Linked DNA regions of Homo sapiens: region 1 is linked to region 2. The links are chromatin contacts, found by Hi-C or POLR2A ChIA-PET in ENCODE. All regions are on one chromosome and are shown on one strand. Each heading gives the region's core, a stretch centred on a gene start or an enhancer-like site at or near the end of the contact. The rest is flanking DNA. Distances are from core to core; before and after follow the strand shown. Region 1 holds the start of BCL2L14 (BCL2 like 14). Region 2 has its middle 60 kb from the start of BCL2L14.

The links. Hi-C counts contacts between places; a loop is a spot of excess contacts on that map. ChIA-PET counts read pairs that join two places held with the same protein, here RNA polymerase II (POLR2A). Pooled maps may share reads with other maps.
Region 1: a map of naive thymus-derived CD4-positive, alpha-beta T cell shows a loop between it and region 2 (8-fold over the local background). The contact joins the promoter of BCL2L14 here to the enhancer-like site in region 2. A Hi-C loop is called at or near these places in 1 of 168 maps with a recorded cell type or tissue (naive thymus-derived CD4-positive, alpha-beta T cell) and 8 of 50 pooled maps. POLR2A ChIA-PET finds 5 or more read pairs at or near these places in 6 of 52 experiments (activated CD4-positive, alpha-beta memory T cell, activated CD8-positive, alpha-beta T cell, activated T-cell and 1 more).

What each region holds. Positions count from the first base shown.
Region 1 is chr12:12,069,674-12,072,373 of GRCh38, reverse strand. BCL2L14 (BCL2 like 14) reads right to left here and starts at 1,435. Exons shown (of 6, transcript NM_138723.2): 1 at 1,237-1,435. RefSeq lists an enhancer at 1,139-1,228 and a silencer at 2,598-2,700.
Region 2 is chr12:12,009,340-12,012,404 of GRCh38, reverse strand. No RefSeq gene overlaps it. Among named protein-coding and RNA genes, the nearest start is that of BCL2L14, 60 kb to the left of the region's middle. RefSeq lists enhancers at 778-927, 2,088-2,137, 1,291-2,171, 2,158-2,277, 2,172-3,052 and 2 more. Within about 2 kb of position 1,689, at least 21 of the 41 ENCODE cell types and tissues checked have a DNase peak (open chromatin) inside an H3K27ac peak, as active enhancers do.

The sequences.
Region 1 (2,700 bases), core at 186-2,685, 60 kb before region 2:
TGGCCGGGTGTGCTGAGAGGCCGGCTGGGAAGGCCACACTGCAACGAACACCTACATTCCAGGTATTGGCAGACGCACTGTCGCACGGTTCTCGCTCTGCGGACTCACTTGTTGAGGTGAGATTTCACTTCCCTCCCGGTGGGTGGCAGCTAACGGATAAGCACACAGAGGAAACTGCAGCAAGCACCTCGTGTTTCCACACACAGAGGCGGCCACCACCCAGTGCCCCAGTTACGCTGGACACCTGGTTCGCTGTGCCTCTGCCTGTCCCAGCGGTGAGGGGTGTGGAGAATCCCTTGGTGGCTGTCCCAGCAGAAGAGCTGACTTCATGTGCTCAGGACACACAGTTGAGGCCTGAGTGGATCTCGTGGGCACTGACACTCATCCCCACGGAGCCTCCCACAGCACATCCTAAGCTCAGCTTGGTTCTGTTGTCCGGAGCCTCCCCTTCTGCCCCTCTCCTCTCCCCCTCACTTCAGACCTCTCAGGCTCTTCGTGCCTTCTGCCTGGACTGTTCTTTAATACTAAAGGTGAAATGAGGAATGAGAGAAAGTGCCTTAACTTCCCACAATAGAAGCTGAATGCTAGACAGAGCCTCAGGTCATATTCACCAAACAGAAGGTCCGAGGCTCTGATTGTGGAAAGAAGGGGACAGGGAGCTCAGGGAGGAGGGAGCTTTCTAGAGGGGAGAGAGGAGAGAGAAGGGTCTTCCATTTACCTGTGCCTTAGACTCAAGGAATTCTCTGGGGGTCTAGACCTCCTGCGGATGAGTGCCCAAGTTCCCACGAGGTACTCAGGACTCTGATCTCAAACCAGGAATTCCCATGCTGGCTTCAGTCCCTGAATCCTCGTGGTCTCCAGCTTGGGCAGTGGTGTCCCTGGCCACGGAATGGCTGTCATGTCATTGCATACCTCCCCAGATACATAAGCAGAGAAGACTGAGTAACGTCACATACCTCAACCAGTAATGTGTTCTTAACTGAATGTCCCAAACCCTTTGTAGCAAAAGAGAAATGAAAGAGAAACCTAAATAACCTTTCTTCGTCTTTCCTGGAAACCCCGCTAAACTAGATTCTCAATGTCATTTTGTGTCCTGAGACTTACATGATAAGAACTTTGTAATAAACCCAGTAAAGAGCTCCCTGAATTAGACTGCCTCATTTGGCAAACAGCTAAAGACCAGGCTGTGTCCTCCTGCAAAGGCTGAGGATGAAGACTGGTGCCTCCTGGTGTTACCTGGTCTGGAAGCTGTCTGTGATTTCTTCTGCTTCAGGTCAGGTGGCAGTAAGGATATTTCTATACCTGAGTCTCTCTCCACGAAACTTAAGAGGAAACTTTCAACAGGTCTTCTTGGCTTGTCGTTTGGAAAGACTCAGGTAGTTTAGAGCCCCAGGCTCTAAACTTTCTTCAGGTTTAGGACTCAGCCTGAAAAGAGGCTTAAAGAAGGAGAACCACTTCCTTATTACGCCCTGCCCCTGGCTTTTTAATTGAAGGAGGGGCTGATCTTTGCCCGTGTAATTTGACTCTAAAAGGAATTCTATATCCATTACCTAGCACTCTTCCTGCCCTTTGGGATAACTAGGTGGGTGTTCTGATACTTCTTTACTATCCTTATCAGTTGTTAGTTAAACAAATGTTTACTGACCGCCTAACATGGTACAGGTACTGTACACATATTTAATCTTTTTTTTTTTTTTGAGACAGAGTTTCACTCTGTTGCCCAGGCTGGAGTGCAGTGGTGCGATCTTGGCGCACTGCAACCTCCGCCTCCTGGGTTCAAGCGATTCTCATATCTCAGCCTCCTGAGTTTCTGGGATTACAGGCTTGCACCAGCACGCCTGGCTAATTTTTGTATTTTTAGTAGAGACAGGGGTTTCACCATGTTGGTCTCGAACTCCTGGCCTCAGGTGGTCTGCCCTCCTCGGCCTCCCAAAGTGCTGGGATTACAGGCGTAAGCCACTGCGCCCGGCCAACATATTTAATCTTAACAACATTGAGAGGCAGGCGTTACGATTCCCATTGCACAGATGAGGAAACTGAGGCTCAGAGAGGTGAAGTATCTTGCTACGGATCCCTATCAGTTGAGCTGAGATCCAAATCGTGCTCTTTCTGGCTTTACACTCTATCATGTCACCTCTCCTATGTGACTCAAAGATTGTGTTCAAGTGGAACCACTGGAAAAGTGTTCAAAAAGGAATCTAAGCACAGCCATAGTAAAAACCACAAAAACCCACTGAAAGGCCAAATGTCATAACTTTAGAGATGGAATTCCCTATTATATGAAATAGGAAACAGTTACATCTGATTTTATGCTCTTTCCAGAGTCTTAAGTGAAATAGATATATATGGCCATGCTTGAGATCATAAACCCTGGACCGCTGGTCAAACTGTGACGATGAAGGAAGTGTGAATAGTGAAAGGGGAATTAATGCTATTTTCGTAAAAGTGGGGAAGAATGGGTCATTTAAATATTAGGCAAACAGATCCACAAGAGACAAACAGATGGTAGTTATGGGAAAGTTAGATATTTAGTAACTCGAGGTGAATTTTCACCAGCAAACTAATATTTTTTGCACCAGTGAGGTCAATGTAGAGGGTATTAAAGAAATACTAAGAATGATTTTTCTCTTTTTATAAAAACTTGCCACCTTTTTTTTTTTTTTTTTGAGACGGAGTCTTGCTCTGTCGCCCAGGCTGGAG
Region 2 (3,065 bases), core at 440-2,939:
GAGAGATCCTAGGTGGCAGGAAATCAGGTCTAGGTATAATAATAAAATGAAGTGGGAGCGAGGCAGAGTAAAGAGCAATGCATCTCTCGAATCTTTGTGTCCTGGGCACCAGGGGGGCTGATGGTGTTGGTACTCAAGGGCGCGAGGAAGGAAAAAGAAGTTTCAGTTTCAGAGGCCTACAAGAGATTTAGTGGAATGTACGTTTTCCCATGCTCTTTTCCCTTCTGATTCTGACTTTGATTTCAGATCTCCTCTAGTAACTATTGAATTGAGAGAGGATGACTTCTAGGTATGCGCCAGGTGCAGTGGGAGATCTGTGATGCGCTCCGTCCTATCTCCCCAGGGAACTCTTATACCATGCAATGCCGTCTGCAGTTCTCAGTACCCTGGCTAGATCTGTTCTCAAGTTTGGCCAGTTTCTTTTTTTTTTTAATTTTATTAAAAAAATTATCTTATGTTTATTAAATTTTTTAAAAATTATTTTCTGGTTTTTAAATCATATTTATTATTTTTTATTTCTTGGCCACCGTTCTGACATAGAACGTGCAAGTGCCTATGCAAACCATTGTATCTGTTGCGGGGGTGACCAATTCATTTCGGTTTGCCTGGGACTTTCCCAGTTTTAGAAACAAAAGTCCTCCCTCCCCCGCCCCGGCCGCCCCATGAATCCCTTCGGTCCCAGGTAAAGCAGGACTGTCAGTGATCCCAGAGGTAGGTGAGGAGCTAGGGGCACTTGGTGTGCACAGCACATCCCAACTGGCACTGGGAAGGAAATGGAATTGCTAGAACAAAGTGCAGCTCCTAAGTCTTATATGTCCAGACTGAGGGGAGTGCCTGGGAGGCCGCAGGGAGGAGCCCAGGGCAGCTGTATGTGGGGAGTTGACCTCAGGTCAGAAGCGCATGGCTGGGCTTGGAGTACAGCTGTGGGCAGGCTGCAGTCGGTCCAGTCACCTCTCCTTGGGGGCTAAGCCAGGCCTTCCCTTTTCTGAGCTCTTGATTAATTTAATGGAGCAACTGAAAGAAGAAGAGGACACAACAAAGGATTGAGCTGGGCTCTCCACCTCTCAGGAGTTTCCTGGGAGCATGTTTTCCCCCAGGAAGCCTTCTTGTCACTGGAGGACATTGATTGTTGCAGGAAGCTGAGGGAATCGAATAGTCAGGGCAACTGTCCTCTGCAAAAACCCTGGGTCAATAAAACCAAAATGACTGCAAGATATCCTGAGAGAGGTGGGCAAAGAAGGCACGTGGATGATTTTTCCTCCTGCTTTTCCCAGCGTTTCTACACACACACACACACACACACACACACACACACACACACACACACGCGCACTTGGGGACAGGTATAGGATGGTTACATTTTGTCTCTCTTCACTTCCTATATGAAGCATAAGAAAGCATTTGGTAAATCTAGTCCTAAGTGTGTTGCCCAAGTCAAATCCAGCGACCCCCTCGCAGCCCCCTCCCCAGAGGTTACATAGTTCCCACAGGGTGCAAGAAAGGGTTATTGAAAACAGCAGGTTTATTTATTTTTTTTCCATAACTTCAGCACTTCTGGTAAATCTCTGATCCAGCATCTAGTGGTTAACCACTGATACAGGAAATGACATTTAACGTTTTTATCACTCAGCCAGAAATGGAAGAACAAGGCGAGTGTGTGTTTAGGGAAGATGGATGGCTGCCCACCACCTTCGTCTTAAAGGCACCCGGCTCTTTTTCTGATTGCAGGGGCTGATAGGCAGCTCACTTCCCCTCTGCCTGCTCGCTCCACTGACGACAATGAGTGGGAATGTCAGGAGAGCAGGAACCCAGGCGTTGTCAGCTATTGATGGGGGTGAAATGGGCAGCATTTGGTTCCCCTTTTTCAGGAGCCGTTGCATGGGGGGACAGGCAGGCCGGAAATGAGTTCGGATGCTCGTGTTCAGGCACATGGAACCACAGCATCAGCCTAGGGTGTCTGAACCCGGGAGGCCACGTGGCCGGGATGAGACTGTGAACAGAGCCCCACTGCCCATTGCTAAGCTGAGGACACTCAGCAGAGACCTCATTAACCCTCCAAGACAACCAGCCAAGCAAGAGTGTTGAGCACCGCAAACCACAGCGAGAGAAATTACAGCTGCTTTCACTTGCAGTTTTCCTTAGTCACCCGGTTGTTCCCCATTTCTTGCCTTTTGGGGATGAGGGGCTTTCAGTGCAGTTACTAAGTGGATTTCTTGTAACAACGGCAACAGTTATAGATAGTCACTCACTTTGTTAAGTGGTAAGTAGTTTAGATTCATGATGTTAACCTGCTCTAGGTCTAGAGCTGGTAAGTGGTATGGCCAGCCAGGATTTGAACCGAGGTCCATCTATGGCCAAAGCCAACCCTGCCCTCCAGACATCTGATAGCAAGTGCCGCCCTAGGCCCCACTGCCCTGCCCAGCCTTTTGCTGATTAAACAATCTCTTGGCTGGGTGCGGTAGCTCACACCTGTAATCCCAGCACTCTGAAAGGCCAAGGCGGGCAGATCACTTGAGGTCAGGAGTTCAAGACTAGCCTGGCCAACATGGTGAAATCCTGTCTCTACTAAAAATACAAAAAATTAGCCAGGCATGGTGGTGTGTGCCTGTAATCCTAGCTATTTGGGAGGCTGAGGTGGGAGGAGTCCTTGAACCTGGGAGGCAGAGGTTGTAGTGAGCTGAGATGACACCACTGCACTCCAGCCTGGGTGACAGAGCAAGACTCTGTCTCAAAAAACAAACAAAACAAAACAAAACCCTTGAGGTGGGTCTGGGCATCAGAGTTTTATGTTTCTTCAAATAGTTCTAGTGGGCAGCCAGCAATGAGCACCGCTGAGCCATGCTGTGATTTCTTGAGCTCAGAGAGCCAGCCGGGTTGGCCTTTGTTGCCAGTGCCCAGGGAACAACCCTTAATGTTTGTTACACAAATGAGTCTCTGATCGCTCTACTTTGGTCTGCAGGGCAAAACCTCTACAGAGAGGGAATAGAGGAAGAGATGAGTCACACCCATTGAGAGCCTGAGGGTTCTCAGCAGATTCTAGCTGTGAGTGCCCCTGGTGAAGTGGG